3 separate regions of the Homo sapiens genome follow, and regions 2 and 3 are each linked to region 1. A link is a contact called in ENCODE Hi-C or POLR2A ChIA-PET data. All regions are on one chromosome and are shown on one strand. Each heading gives the region's core, a stretch centred on a gene start or an enhancer-like site at or near the end of the contact. The rest is flanking DNA. Distances are from core to core; before and after follow the strand shown. Region 1 holds the start of IMPA2 (inositol monophosphatase 2). Region 2 overlaps LDLRAD4 (low density lipoprotein receptor class A domain containing 4). Region 3 holds the start of CEP192 (centrosomal protein 192).

The links. Hi-C counts contacts between places; a loop is a spot of excess contacts on that map. ChIA-PET counts read pairs that join two places held with the same protein, here RNA polymerase II (POLR2A). Pooled maps may share reads with other maps.
Region 2: a loop to region 1 is called in a pooled map, with 6 times the contacts of the local background. The contact joins the enhancer-like site here to the promoter of IMPA2 in region 1. A Hi-C loop is called at or near these places in 1 of 37 single-sample maps with no recorded cell type and 3 of 50 pooled maps. POLR2A ChIA-PET finds 5 or more read pairs at or near these places in 1 of 52 experiments (OCI-LY7).
Region 3: a map of ascending aorta shows a loop between it and region 1 (9-fold over the local background). The contact joins the promoter of CEP192 here to the promoter of IMPA2 in region 1. A Hi-C loop is called at or near these places in 2 of 168 maps with a recorded cell type or tissue (ascending aorta and naive thymus-derived CD4-positive, alpha-beta T cell) and 13 of 50 pooled maps. POLR2A ChIA-PET finds 5 or more read pairs at or near these places in 2 of 52 experiments (Caco-2 and activated T-cell).

Annotation. Positions count from the first base shown.
Region 1 is chr18:11,979,136-11,984,095 of GRCh38, reverse strand. IMPA2 (inositol monophosphatase 2) reads right to left here and starts at 2,589. Exons shown (of 8, transcript NM_014214.3): 1 at 2,331-2,589. The coding sequence starts at 2,426. RefSeq lists silencers at 2,052-3,531, 3,372-3,666.
Region 2 is chr18:13,561,217-13,566,176 of GRCh38, reverse strand. All of the region lies in intron 4 of LDLRAD4 (low density lipoprotein receptor class A domain containing 4), which reads right to left. Among named protein-coding and RNA genes, the nearest start is that of MIR4526, 47 kb to the left of the region's middle. RefSeq lists enhancers at 3,188-3,607, 3,658-3,707. Within about 2 kb of position 2,641, at least 10 of the 41 ENCODE cell types and tissues checked have a DNase peak (open chromatin) inside an H3K27ac peak, as active enhancers do.
Region 3 is chr18:12,989,292-12,994,251 of GRCh38, reverse strand. CEP192 (centrosomal protein 192) reads right to left here and starts at 2,890. Exons shown (of 45, transcript NM_032142.4): 1 at 2,815-2,890. RefSeq lists a silencer at 2,629-2,708 and enhancers at 3,189-3,568, 3,959-4,571.

The DNA.
Region 1 (4,960 bases), core at 1,340-3,839:
CTCCTTCGGCTCCCTCACCTTTCCGCATCTAGAACACAGACTCCATCTCAGGGGCAGCTGAGAGCAGCGAACAACAGAGTGGTAGAATGCTGGGTGCTAGTGAAGGGTGAGCATCTGGGGGCCCTGCGACTTTGCCAACATGCTCTTCACTAAGGAGAACTCCAAAAGGATCACCACTCACGACCTTTACACCCCGAACCAGGTCATCTGGCTAAAGGATATGTTTTCTCCAGTCAGCCCCCGATTGCATTAGAAGACAATCTGTCCCTCTTTACACAGGTTCCGATGACCTCGTGTGGCTTCTGTTTGTCCCAGCAGCAGACCTTCAGGCCATTCCCTCAGCACTGCCCGGCAGGCAGGAAGCATCAGCATAATGCCTGAGGGGGAGCCCCGGGCGGCCCGGGCTTCCTGACCGGACTCCTAATGGCAGCATCTTTATTGCAACCCTCTCCAGCGTTTAAAAAAAGCTTTTTTTGTTGCTGGCAAGTTGCAAAAACATAAAATATCTCTTAAGTTAAAAGTCATAGGAGCCTTAGAACTGTTCCTGCTCTATTGCAAGCTCTTTATGCACATTTGTTAAATAATAACATAAAATTTTAAAATCTTCTGTTTCTTCAAGGATCTAAATTTGAAAACCACAGAAACTCCTAACTTAGCTCGCCAGGGTTTACACAGCAATGTCTGAATCCTAAGCTGGCTTTTCACTGCCTCAAGGAAGAAAAGTTTTACAGTAGAACCTAAAAGTTCCTAAATATCTGGCTGATGCTTGCTCTGGAAGGAAAGCTGGGAGGCAGGGAAGGATGGAAGGAGAACCCGTGTTCCATGCACACAGCAGCTCTGCTTTCCAGGAAGAACGCTTGCACTGAAGCTACAAGCTTCATCTGCCTTGCAGGAAGGTTTAGGGTCCTCCTTTTCCTACAGGAGGGAAAGGTCAAAGGGTGGAGTTTCGCAACACTCTTAAATTCATTCATTCTTTACGGTCTGAGGCTTGGGTTCTTCAAACTACAAAGGGAAGGAAGGCCCTTCAACAAAAAATGAGTCTACTTAGTATTGCAGATTAATTTTTAAACAGGATTAGAGGATTTGCACCAAGGTAAAGCACTATCCACTTTATGACGACTCACTTCAAATTTAAGATTGATAACAGTCCGATTTCAACATCTAGGGAAACTGGTAGAGCATTTTCGGACTGTCAGACCTCAAAAAAGAAAACAAATGTTTGAATATAAAAGGCCAATCTGCTCTCAGCACACCTCCTGTCTCTAAAATCCCCGAAAACAATCACTTTTTTTTTTTTTTTTTGAGACGGAGTTTTGTTCTTGTTGCCCAGGCTGGTGTGCAATGGCGCGATCTCAGCTCACTGCAACCTTCGCCTCCCAGGTTCAAGTGATTCTCCTGCCTCAGCCTCCCAAATAGCTGGAACTAAGGCACGCGCCACCATGCCCAGCTAATTTTGTATTTTCAGTAGAGACGGGGTTTCACCATGTTGGTCAGGCTGGTCTCGAACTCCTGACCTCAAGTGGTCCACCCGCCTCGGCCTCCCAAAGTGCTGGGATTACAGGCGTGAGCCACTGCGCCCGGCCCACAATCACATCCTAAGAGACAAACATGGAGTAAGCCATCTTACAGTCCTGGGAGAACCAACACTCGCTTGCCTACCACTACCGTCGGTGTGTCAGGCACTGCTAAAGGTACTGAGGAAAGTGGAAGGAACAATCACAAAAATGAAAAAGAGAAGAGAGGAACTGCACTCCATTTTAAACTCTGCTCGCTGGTTTTCGGTAGCTCTGCGGCTCGGTTTTCATCCTTCCGGGCAGTGTAACAAGTTCCTCCTGAACTCTGAGTCCGTGGCCGTCGCGGAGCTGAGCCACTTTCAGGGTGTGGGTCAGAGTAAGTTTGGGTTGAGGATGCTGCAGCCAGGACAATCAAACGGCAGCCCAGCCAGATCCCCACGCGGCTGGGGCTTAGCCCCGGGCTTCCTACCGCGAGCTGAATCCGTTCATAGGTCCTTAAAAATCAACAGCCCCGTACGCTACCCCTGGAGAGATTTCTACATTCTGACCACTCACTCAAACGCAAAGGTCACGTTAGCCGCTGAACTCCAAAGCAGAGGGGCTCGCCGCCAGGGCTCCGGGAGTTGGAGAAGGGCGCGGGAGGTGTGTCCAGGACACCAGCACAAAGGCTCCTTTCACCGCTCCGCGCCCCGCGCCCTCGGGTGCGGACCCTGGGCGCCCGCCGGCTGCGCGCCAGGACCCCGCCACTCCAGGCGGCTCCCAAGGCCCACGCGCTTCTGCTCCGCCCGGACTTCCGAGCCCAGCCGTGGCGCTCACCTGTCCTGCCCGCAGCGCCAGCTGCACGGCCGCCTGGAAGCACTCCTCCCAGGGGCCGGCCGCCAGCGCCGCCTGGTCCTCGCCGCTCGGCTTCATCGCGGCCTCGCCGGGCCCCTCCACCTCCAGCCCCCCTCGGCGGGACTCCGGCTCCCACCGGATCCCGCCGTCCCGCCGCCAGGCTCCACACTCCCTGTGCCTGCTCCCGCAGCTCTGTGCCTAGTCCGCCGCCCGTCCCACACCTGCGCTGGCGGGAAGGGCAGCCAGCGGGCCGCGGGAGCCGTGCGTCCTGCTTTCCGCTCCCCACCCTCCGCCCCGCCCCGTGCCGAGCCCAGCCCAGCTCCCCGCCCCGCTCCCCGCCCAGCTCCCTGCTCCCGCGTCCGGCCCCGCTCTGCATTCCCCACCTCGCCCCTCGCAGAGCTCGGCCCCGCCCATTCCCCCCTCTTCCCCGCCCCTTGACGCTCCCGGCCCCGCCCCGCACCCGTTGCTGCTCCTGGCCTCTTCCCGCGCCGTGCCCGGCCCCGTCCTGCACCGCCCCTCCCGCTCCCGGCTGCGCCCCGTACCTGGCCCCGCCCCTCTGGGCTAGCCCTGAACACAAATCAGTGCCGAGCCTGGTCCCTCTCCGCTCCGCGCTTTACCTCCAGCCCCGCCCCTGTGGTGCAGCATCACCCTCCCCGCTCGAGGCGGACCCAACCCTGCTCCGCCGTGCCCCGTCCCGCAGCGCGCAGAGCGGGCTCCAACTCCTCTGAGCCTCGAGCCCCGCCTCCCTCAAGTTGAGCCGGGCCCGTGTCCAAGCCCCGCCCCACCGCCGCGCGCTGAGACAGGCCCCACCCCCGGCTCGTGCAGAACTCCGTACTGTTCTGGGTCAAGCGCGCGGAGGGCGGCTTGGGCCACCGCAGAGCTGGGAGGGAGGAGCTAGGAGCGGCTGTTTTGGGGGCCCGGGGCAGCTACTGTCTGGGTGGGACCGTGCGGTGCCGGCCCAGCCCCGGAGGTGCCGGGGAGCGTCCCGTCCGCGGATCCCCGCGCACGTGGTGCCGGGCGTCCCTTCATGGTCTGTGGCCGGATTCGGGCTCGAGCGCCAGGGGCGGCTGGGCCAGCACCTTCCGACCGGTCGCTTTTTGTTCGCGGAGGCCGCTGGGCGCTAGGCGTCGTTCTCGGCCTCGCAGGAGCTCAGACCGCCGAGCGCACAAGGCCGCAGTGTTCCTGCAAGCGGCCGCCCCGCGCGGCAAGTTTGGTCGCAAACAAGCTCTCCCTCCGCTAACCCCAAACACTGCGAGGACAGCGGCTGGACTTTATAAACTCTTCACACCCAAAACTCGAATTTGGAGACGGAACTGTGATTGCGATGAGCCTCTGTAGTGAGGAATGACCTTTCCAACCTTGGATTCTCTTGCTGGCCCATGTAAACATAAATAGGAGGCATTTCCCGAAAGAGTGGCCGCGTGGTTTCCAAGGTTAATTTCATAAGCCGCTCTGCCTGCCCGTTTTATAAAAGATGCTAACCCACGTAAAATTATTCTGGAGTGCCACTTCGGAGTCTGGGAGAATAATGGGAGTTTGTACAAGAACCTTGATGGGGCATTTTTTACACACTTAACCTAATAATGAAATTAAACGTTTTTAGTTTTTGAGTACTTTATGCTGAAACACCTTGTGGAGAAACTTTAAGTGTACCGTATAAGAGACAAAAAGTACAAACAGGAGGAATTACAAACAGGAAATACAAACACGCAGATATGGGTACAACTTTAGGGACTCTGGCCTCACCCAGAGCCCTAATCCTACGGCTCAGAAAACTAGACCAATTGCCCTGCCTCCCACCACGCCAGTTTGGGGCAGCTAAGGGCGCACTCCCCTCCATCTTTTTTGGGTTCTTATGTTTTTATGATGTTTAAGACAGAGGCCGGGTGCGGTGGCTCACGCCTGTAATCCCAGCACTTTGGGATGCCGAGGCGGGCGGATCACGAGGTCAAGAGATCGAGACCAGCCTGACCAACAAGGTGAAACCCCGTCTCTACTAAAAATACAAAAATTAGTTGGGCGTGATGGCAGGTGTCTGTAATCCCAGCTACTCGGGAGGCTGAGACAGGAGAATCCCTTGAACCTGGGAGGCTGAGGTTGCAGTGAGCCGAGATGGCGCCACTGCGCTCCAGCCTGGCGACAGAGTGAGACTCCGTCGCAAAAAAAAAAAAAAAAAAAAAAAGACAGCAGGACTTCAGAATGCACTTAAGATTGTGCTGTGAATGCGTTACTTTAAAAGAAATGCATTCTCTTGTTGATTTTCATGACAGGTTTTCATTAGCGGTCACTTCCAACACCAAGCAAACAAAGAAGTGGCAAAATGTCTCTTCCGCCTCTTCCCAGTTCTCCTTTCTGAACACCTCTGCCTGTGCTCCTGGTACTGTCACCCCATCTGGAAGCTCAGTTATATCTTTAGATAAACTTTCATGATAGATCCCAGCTTATCTAAACAACTGGAAAAAGAGTTAACTTTCTTTCCCAAATGACATATCTTAAGGCAGCGTAGTGTGGTTTTTAACAGCATGAGGCTTTGAAGCAGCCAGGTTTCCTAAATTAAAATATTGGCCTCTCTTCTTCCTTACTGTGTGGATTTGAGCAAGTTAAAAATAACC
Region 2 (4,960 bases), core at 1,392-3,891, 1.6 Mb before region 1:
GGCTGCCCGTTAGTCTTGTCATCAAGTCCCACCAAGCGGATGTAACTGTAACCATGTTAGACACCTGCCCTCTCTACCAGACACCACAGCCCCAGGAGCAGGGGCTGGGAGGGAGCATTTCTGTGTCCCCACTATGAGATGATGCGGGTCCCAGAGAAAATTCATGGCCCAGGCTTGTTGGACTGAACGAATGGACGAATGGCGTGCCTTGGAGCAGCAGCTCGGCTTGTGTTTAATGCCACATGGGACATCATCGTCACAGTCTTCAGAGCCACGTTTGATCAACGCTGATGGAATTCTTCCTTTGAATATCAACACAAACTCCTTAAGGCCCCGTCCAAAATGTGCGACCCCGCAAGCATGGAGGAGCTCTGTCCTAGAGGCTACAAAACACAAATCCCAATTCCCCTCCACACACAAAGTGAGGTGCAGGTACAGAGCTCTGCCACCATTGAGCACACCCATCTCCTTCCCATGGCAGAGAAAGGTTATGCTCACGGCATGAGCCACAATAGAACCCTTTTGTCTGTCTGCTTGTTGACAGGGGCACGAGAAAGGAGAAAAGAATGGGCATTTCAGTACAGCTGGGCTGGCTCGTTCCACAGCCCAAGACAAGCGCCAGGACGGTCCAGCTGTGAGGGCGGCTCATGCCAATGTCACAACCCTGCGATGACAAGGGGCTGTTATCCCCGCCACCCTGGCTGTGTGGCTGAGGACCGCAGCGCCCCTTTGTCCTGCTGCCTGGAGGTCTGCCCGGGCTGCTCGCAGGCCAGCACGGCCGGGCCCTGGCCCAGCTTGGCGCTGGCAACGGCTGTTCGCTTCTGTGGTTCAGGCCCTCACAGCACAAAGGCCCGTCACAGGGGCTGTCTGGGATCAGGGAAGATGGTCTCTTCAGCTGTGGCCTTCATCCCACTCCTGGACACCCCTGGCCAACCCTCTACTGTGGACAACTGGTCGACCTAAAAGCCAATGTATTATGATTTTACAAAACCCCTCTGAGGATACTTGATGTTTTATGGGGAGATATAATCCTAGAAAACCTAGTTGTTTGGTGTATGGCTTTGTTTTACATTGCTGTTTTGGGTTCAAATCATGACGGCATGAGATTTAATTACCTTTATTTTCCAGACAAGGGCATACAGGGTGAAATACATACTCCGTGTTCTAAAATTGTAAGGTAAGCATAATTGACATGCATGGGGCAACTCTGACTATAAATTCCTGCTGGCTGAGCCTCACTTTTAATGTCTGTTTTTTTCTTTTCTTTGGGGAGGCAGGAGGTATGGACAGAAAGCACTCGTTCTTCAGAGAAGGCAGGAGATTCCAATCTAAATCATGCCTAAAGAGCAAGGCACACCTGGACTTGAATGACCCCCGACCAGCCACAGGGAAATCATCACGGGAGGGCTGGAGCACTGCCAAGGCAATGAAGGGAAATGGTTTCCAGACTCACGGCCCCGCCAGGAGGAAGGGGGGCGGCAGCGCAGAGGCGGGGTCGTGGGTCTGCGCACCCTCACCTGCCGCACTCGCCACGACTCAGACCCCACAAAGGCTTGGGCTTTTTTGTGAGTTTTTTTTTTTTTTTTTTTTTTTTTTAGAAAATGGGAACACAAAAATGAACTTTTTCCATTCTCAAAAACAGAAAAACCAAGGAGAGCAGGTGAGGCGAGGAAAGGTTCTCAGAGCACTAAGTATGCAGGTCTTAGCAGAGGGGAAAGACAAGCAAGCCCCACCCTGAGGCCTGGCCACCTGGCAAAGGCGAGCGCTGGGGATGGCTTCAGTATACGCGCTGGCAAGGAAAATTGCCAGAGATGTGCAATTTACCTTTAGATACAACAACATAGGCTTGCTTCTGACAAGGACTACTTGAATAGCAGCCATCCTCCAAACCAGAATACTGCTCCATTTAGGAGGGAAAAAGGAAAGTAAAATTTCTATAATTATCAGCAAAAAGCATCAAAAGGGAGAGAATCTGGGAGTTTGAAAATGGCCTATGCCGGAGCCTGTCGACTCACGCCTATAATACCAACAATTTGGGAGGCCAGGAGTTCAAGACTAGCCTGGGCAACAAAGTGAGACCCCCATCTTTACAAAAAAACCACAATTATCCAGGTGTGGTGGTGCATACCTGTGGTCCCAGCTCTTTGGGAGGCTGGGTTGGGAGGACCACTTGAGCTCAGGAGGTTGAGGCTGCAGTGAGCTATAATTATACCATCACACTCCAGTTTAGGTGAGAGAGAGAGAGAGAGACTCTCTTAAAAAATGTAAATAATAGCAAAATAAAAATAATTTTTTAAAAAGAAAATGGCCCAGCTCTAACCTAGCTGTGGGGGTTTAAACCATAGCTCAAGAATCACTGAGGGGCCTTTAGAGGCCATCTGTTTAAAGATCCTTGAGAACAGGGGTCGGTCTTGTGGCTTCTACATCTCCCGTGGGGCCAGGCATTTGCCAGGCACTTAAGTGTTTATTGATGTATGAGAAGGACGGAGCCTCCCGTTTATCAGCACTCCTAGCTGCCATCCTCCAGTCCTGCTGACGCATTAATGTCGTGACCATTGAGGCATTCAGTAAGGAAGCTCTGTGCCCTGTATGTTTTCTGTTGTGCTGAAAGGAGTCACATGGCAAAGCTGCAGAACATGTCCATTCTGCTCCCTAGACTCACCCTCCGCAAATGAAGACTATCCCCCTTTCACTTCCTTCCTTGTGCTACTCTATCCGGAAAATCGCTGTTGTGTAAACAGATCTGGGGAGTCAGGACATGCAATATCCACCTTCTCAGTGGCCCAAGCTCCAACCTCCTTCCAAGGGGCATCCACAGGCATGGCTGGATGGATTTTCATCTGAAGTGTCTGGAATCCTACCATCCATCCACAATTAAACTGGGTCTAACTGTCAGCCTAAAAAACGCTCTATGGATTCTGGGTTAAAGATTAATTGGGGGTTGTGAACATGCTCATGTTCTCTACAGGCATAATTAGTTATCCCTAAAACAAAGATGCCTGTCATCTCCAAAGATAAAAATAAGTTTTACTAAAAAATATAGAGTGACAAGAAATAGTAAAGCTTCAGGTGTATCTTTGGTAAACCATCAGGTCTGTCCCTAAATCATCAGAAATGGGAAATGAGGGGTTAAGTTTCTTTCCTCTTCTAACAAAGAACTCTATTTGTTACACTAGACCAGGCGACAACCGTCTCTATATAGAGGGTGGCAGTTGGTTCAAGCTCTACCTTCCTTTCTCAGTTGGATCTATTTAAAGCCTGCAGCAGAGGAAACTTGGCAGCTGAATGTTTCCAAAAGTTAGTATACCACTTCCCTACTTCAGATCACACAGGAGGGCACAGCCCGGGAAGCAGAGATTCCTTGGGTGGGAGGGGTAGGCGCCAGCCCAGAGCTCACATAGCCCCCAGGTTCATCAATGTCCCATCGACAGCCTTCACTGGATATTTTTTTAAATCTCACATGTTGCATCTAAAAAAGTGGAACTCACGGAAGCAGAGGGTAGAATGGGGGTTTCCAGGGGCTGGGCCATTAGGGACGATGGGGAGATGTTAGTCAAAGGGTACGAACTTTCAGTTATAAGATGAACAAGTTCTGAGGCTCTGACGGACCGCGTGGGTGGTGAACATGTGAGCCTGACTGTCATCATCAGTCCACAATGTATATACATGTATCAAATAATCACATTGTATACACAGGATAGAGACAATCTTTGTCAATTAAATATATTAAAATTTAAAAAATGTAAACAAATTCATTGATAACAAATTTCAAAGTAATGGACCTAGTTAAGGGAGTGGAGAAACGAGGCAGGCTGAGGTCTCACTGATGTAGGTTGGCAGAGCTGGCTGAGAGTTTCAAAGCCTCAAGGTGGCCAGTCTGGGTCACCGGGATCAAGGATGGTGATTCCATGACAGTCCCTCTACCAAACACAGCTGCACTGTCATTTACCCTCACAGCAAGCCACATCTACCTATAAAAGCAGGTGTGATGATCACCTTTCACAGATGAGGAAATGGAAACTCAGAGACATCAAGCAACTTGTCCAAGGACACATTATCTTAAAAACACTGAGTCAGGACCACGATTTGGGCCTGGATCTATAGGACCAGGAAGTTCTCACTCTACCATGCCAGAGAGGAGAGGGATGCCTCCAACACCAGGTGGTCAAGTAAAATTAATTAGCTAATAATTGTTATTGGATATGCTAGACTTTGTACTTTTTCTTTTGTACTGTTGCTCATTGTTGAACATGTTTGGTTTTTCTTTTAGGTTTTCTCTAATATAAAGAAAACAGTGGTTATTTATAATCATTACTGGAGGGTTTGACAATCAGGAAAACATTAGGTTCAGCTTCTCCGAAATCGATTTGAGATTCACAGCAAGTCCTCATTACACTGCACCACTAGCATAAATTATTGTATATTTTAATGCTCCATATCCCACAACATCCAAGAGATGTTGGTATCAATCCTACACTGAGTCAAGACACGCTTCGGCATACATGTCATCACGTCCGTCTTTGCACAGGTGTCATCACGTCCGTCTTTGCCTTCTCCCAACATGTTTCTTGAACGATAATCAGGACACCACTCCCGATGATGAAGTACACTTCCAACAAATGACTGCTCATCAAGGTCTCAGCTGCAGTGTTTAATCACGCAGCAGAAACCATTTATTTTCTCATATACTTCTCTTTCTTGAAATATCTCTTAATTATCTCATTTACTCCTATATAAAAATGGTGCTCAAAAATTTAATTACAAGGGCAAGATCTTAAGGAGTTGCAAGGTGTGTGTCTATTTCTCGAAGAGACATTTTCAAAAGCCCCAAATTCTATGACTGAGGAAAAATAACTGGATGATGCCCCAGAAAAGAGTAAGGGGTGATAAGTTAACGGAAGCCCATTTCCAAAACTAATTACCTATATATTGTTTCCTAAAAATAAATTCACCCACTCAT
Region 3 (4,960 bases), core at 1,641-4,140, 1.0 Mb before region 1:
CAGCGCCACAGTCAATCACATCCATTTAAATTTCTTCAGCATTTATCACTATTTATTCTTGTATTTATCTGTCTTCTTCCAATGAAATAATTTCTCCCTAAGAGCAGGGGCCTTGCCTATCTGTCCATCACTATTTCCTTAACACTTAGAACAATGCCTAGCACACAGCAGGTACTCAGTAAGTATCTGTGAAACGAATGAATGACAACATTCTCAGTCAGTGGGTAAACTCTACTTTAACTTTAACCCCTATAAATTTAGAAGAGCAGCTTCTTGGGGAAATGTCTATCTTGTTCATCCACATATTCCCAATACCTGACAGAGAACTGGAAATACAAATTGAAAAAACGAGTTTTAAGAAAGAATCTATAACCCCTAGTTTGCTGATACTGTGTCTATTATTAGGTAATGTGCTAATTATTTCACATACATTTTTCTAATCCCCATGTCAAATTTGTAAGGTAGCCATCATCCCTATTATTGAGGAAACTGAGGCTGAAAGAGAGAATTAAGAGACGTTTCCAGTCCACATAGCACAAATGAGGCCAGAGGATTCCCACCTAGGCAAGTCTGGCCCCAGGGTATTCTTTCCTCTGCACTAATTCCACCTCCTGGTGGTGCATGCCTTGGAGTCCCAGCTACTCAGGAGGCCACGGTGGAAGGACAGCATGAGCCCAAAAGTTTGAGGCTGCAGTGAGCTATGACCATGCATGTGAATAGCCACTGCAATCCAGCCTAGGCAACAAAGTGAGACCCTGTCTTAAATAAATATACAGGAGCATATGCATCAGTTATATGTAAATACTACACCAATCTATGTAAGGAACTTGAGCATCCAGAGGATTCTGGCATCCTGGGGCAAGGGCAGGTCCTGGAACCAATCCCATGGATAACCTGAGGGAACGACCATACTTCCAAATGGCTCTCTGACATCTACCTTACCCCCGAATGCAATACAAAATACAAAACCAAACTTGTTACCTTTCCTCCATTCATTCCCGCCGTTATCTTTAGTCTTCACCCAAATCCATCCCTATTAACTGGCAATACAAGCCTGACACCTAGGACCATCCTGATCCCTCCTGCTCTCTCACCAAATTCTAATGCTTCTAACGTCAAATACACTTCTGGAGCTGAGACCCACTTCTATATTCCTAATGCCCGTTGCCCATCACTTTTTATTCTGAACTATCACACGAGTCTCCCAACTAGCCTCCCCAAGTCTAGCCTTGTAATTACTAAGTTATTCATTCATATACAGACATGTAAACTATTAAAATTTATAGAAAACTCTTCAACAGTTGTCCCTATTTAGAAGGGCCTAATCCAAAGAAAACTCAGAAATTATGCAAAGGTCATTCATGCAACATTCATTATCAAACACAAACCATGAAGAACCCTCTACTTGGCACCAAGAATGCAAAGATAAATAAGGCAGCTCCCCTCAGGGAGCTGACAATCCCTGTCAACTACGATAGTGTTAAGTGCTTCAACAGAGCTTTGCTAAGGGTGCAAAGGTAACAAAACCCACGGGAAGATTCCTCAAGATGTAACCTAATACCTAGTCTCTTCTCCAGAAAAGATTACACTTGTAAACCATTCATGGACATAACACATTCCTAAAGGAAATTTCCTTTAATTTCTCACATTATTGCATTACCCACCCCTCCTCCATCATCTCAAGTGAAGACAATATTTTTCTTCTATCCTATTTGAACTGAGTGGCTATATTTGCAATTTCTCTTGCTATTTCCTTAAAGTAGTGACCTCAAATTTCACATCTGGACTCACTAATTACATTCCTAGGTACATAAAAGATTACTGACTATAGTCATTAATCGTAGGTCTATGTATACAATTAAACACATTTAAAAGCACACGCCGTGGAACCCAAAGCCGAGTCAAACTTCCCCAAAACTCATCATTTACTCTTGGCACTTTAAGATATACTTTAAAACTAGGTAGGCATTTGGTATATTATTGTTCAAGGCTTGCCGTTTTTGCCTAGAAAACTGAAATTTGGAGAAAAAGTTGATTTTGGAGCAGTAAAAACGCCAGTCGAATGACCTCAAAATAGTAAGAGCAAATGGAAATATGGTCATATAAACAGCTGTTCTCCAAACGACTGACTTGAAGAGGTCCTCATGTTTTACTAAACAAACTCTGAAAGTAACAGCAAAGTAAAAGTAGAGTGTATTAACATTCGTCTCATTTCACGTTCTGTTGATAATGAAATCATAGGCAAGGAATGTAGGTAAACTATTAGGAATAAATGAACGCAACCTAGCAGAAACCAAATCAAGTGAGTAAACGGAAGACAAGGGCATTAAGTTAAGTTAACAAGGTTACTTCCTGGGTCAGAATTTTAAACAAAAAGGAGGAACAGAACCGCCCATCACAGGGCACATAAAGGAAACATCACCGGTCACTTCACAAGCACACTGCAAGAAACTCCAGAGGGTAGCACGGAGAGGGCCTGTCCCTCAAGAGGTGGAAGTCCCCAGACAAGAGGGGAGGAAAGAAGGACGTGATCCCCTAACAGTCTGTCTCATCACGCCCGGCCAAAGCCCGATGACACAGAGGCGTGCAATTAATCCCAACCAGGCGGAGCTCAGCTCAGAGGCTGCGCCAGGCGCAGAGGCGCGGGAAGCGCGGCAGTCCCCTTGCTCGCGCCCTGAGGCCGCCCCACAGCCTGCGCCCCCACCCGGCCCAACCGTCACTGTCCCGTCGGTCCGGCAGCCGAAACGTAGGCCAAAGGTGCATGCGTCTGCCTCCCGCCTAGGCGCAGGCCGAGGCACCAGCGTCCCCCCTCACCGAGCCCGCGTCCCCGACTTCGGAGGGCAGTGTGCAGCGGGAAAGTCCACGGACTGAAGAGGTGTCCCAGGGCACTGCAAGTGCGCGTGCGCGTGGCCCCCGCACCGGCTGGAGCCCGGAACGGCCGTACCGCGCCCGCCTCTGGTTTACGTCTGTTCGCGGCACCAGGCAAGGGGAGGAGACTGAGCTGGCTTTTGATTGGACAGCGGGAAGACATGGGGCGGGAAGAAGCCCGGTGATTGGTGGGGACAGCGCGTTCCTGGATTTGAAGCGAGGAAGCCGCGCGCCCTGCGAGTCCGGAGGAGGAAATGGAGCTCTGCGCTGCGTGGGACCCGGGGGACGGCTCCCGTTGGCGCCGCCTTCAAGGTCTTGGCGAATTTGAAAATAATGCTTACTTTATTCAGTTTGGGTCTCCAGGGCACCGCCAGTCACTCTATGCGCAAAGAAGTATCCCCCGCCAACAAATCCCCCCCGATAGGTTTCGTCCTTCCGTGGGCAGATGCAGACCTTTCCTGTTGGTAGGCGCTGAAAGGCGTCAGGTTTCACCTTCAATCAGCTAATTCCTCGGGATCCAAGTTTCATGACATTTCGCCACATCTAGTCGCCTCTTTGTGACAGAGTAGGCTTTGTCTCGATTGCTTCCTACTTTTCTCCATCCTTCTTAGGCCACAAAACCCATCACCGCCATCTGCTCGGCACAGGCCCTTAACTACTTCACTGAGACCATGCCTTTCACTCAAAATGTATCTCAGTCTTTTTCAGTAAGGTCCCTTATCTCAAAATTTATTCCATATAGTCACAGAGGGAAAAGAGTCCCTCTTTTCCAAAGCTAACTCCTTAACTTCGTTCAAGTTACTGAAAGATGTCCGGCGCACCTTGGAGGAAAGAAGAGGGAAAACGCAAAGTTTAGAAGTCCCTAGACCTGAGGTTACTTGGTGGGGAAAGACGTCTGTTTACTTGACCACTTTCTACCTCCTGCAAACATGGCTCACCTGTCATTCTTGGATATCCTCTCCACTGGTTTCCTTCTCTCTGCCTACAAAAATGCAGCACCTCTCTACCCAAACACACACACCACACACCCATACACCACACACACCACTCACACCACAAACCACACACACCCACATATGCACCACACACACGTGTGTGACACGTATACACACATCCATACACAACACACACCCACATACACATCACCCACACACCACACACACCCTCCACACACAAACACCACTCAAACCACACACCCACACACACCCCTTCCTTGATTCTGTTTCATCACCTAATGACCATTCTTGTTTCCTTCCCTTAATGGTCTCCACTTTTTTTTCCATAGAGGAAGCCAGGCTTCCACTTTTTACACCTTATTTTGACGCATTTCATGGTGTCTAGCTGGGTCCTTAAAACTTTATCAGGAATAGACTCCTAATTGTCAAACTCAGTGATATCTCCACAGTTCGACACCTCTTCTTGGAACCCTGCAGCCTTGGTATTTGCAAAGAGTAATTACCTTTATTCTACCTTTGTCCACACTCAGTGAGCAAAGATAAATGCAGAAAATCTCAAGATTTTCTGAATCCCAAAAAAGTAAGCCAAATGCTCAGCCCTAGAGCTGACCTCTCTTAACCTCTTTTTCTACAAAGCGGTCACACATTGGAGGTGAACTGCTTAAATGTGTCTACAGGTTCCGGACTGTCACTCACACCAGATCCTTGTTAATAAATGTCCTTCCTCCATAAATATCCTCAAGTCACCACAGCACTCCCCACAACACTCAGTAACCTGATAGGACTCTATTAACAGAGATCTCTGATTCAGAGTCTCGGCAGCAGGAGAGCCTGGACTCTGACGCCAGGCTGCCTGGATCTGAATCCTGGCTCTACCTCCCTCTTCCAAACTGTGTAGCCTTGGGCAAGTAGCTTTAACCAGCCGGTTTCCTTGTCTGTAAAGTGGGGATAATTAAAGCGCTTGCCTCAGAGGCTTACTGTGAGGATTTAAAGCTACTTCTGTAAGGTATCTAGAAAAATAATGGCCCATGGAAATACTCAACAAACATTAGCTATTATCTTATACCTCAGTATCTCACCTCACTTGCCAACTGGAAAGGAGGAACAGAACTCCCACTGTGATTTCCAAATCTCTT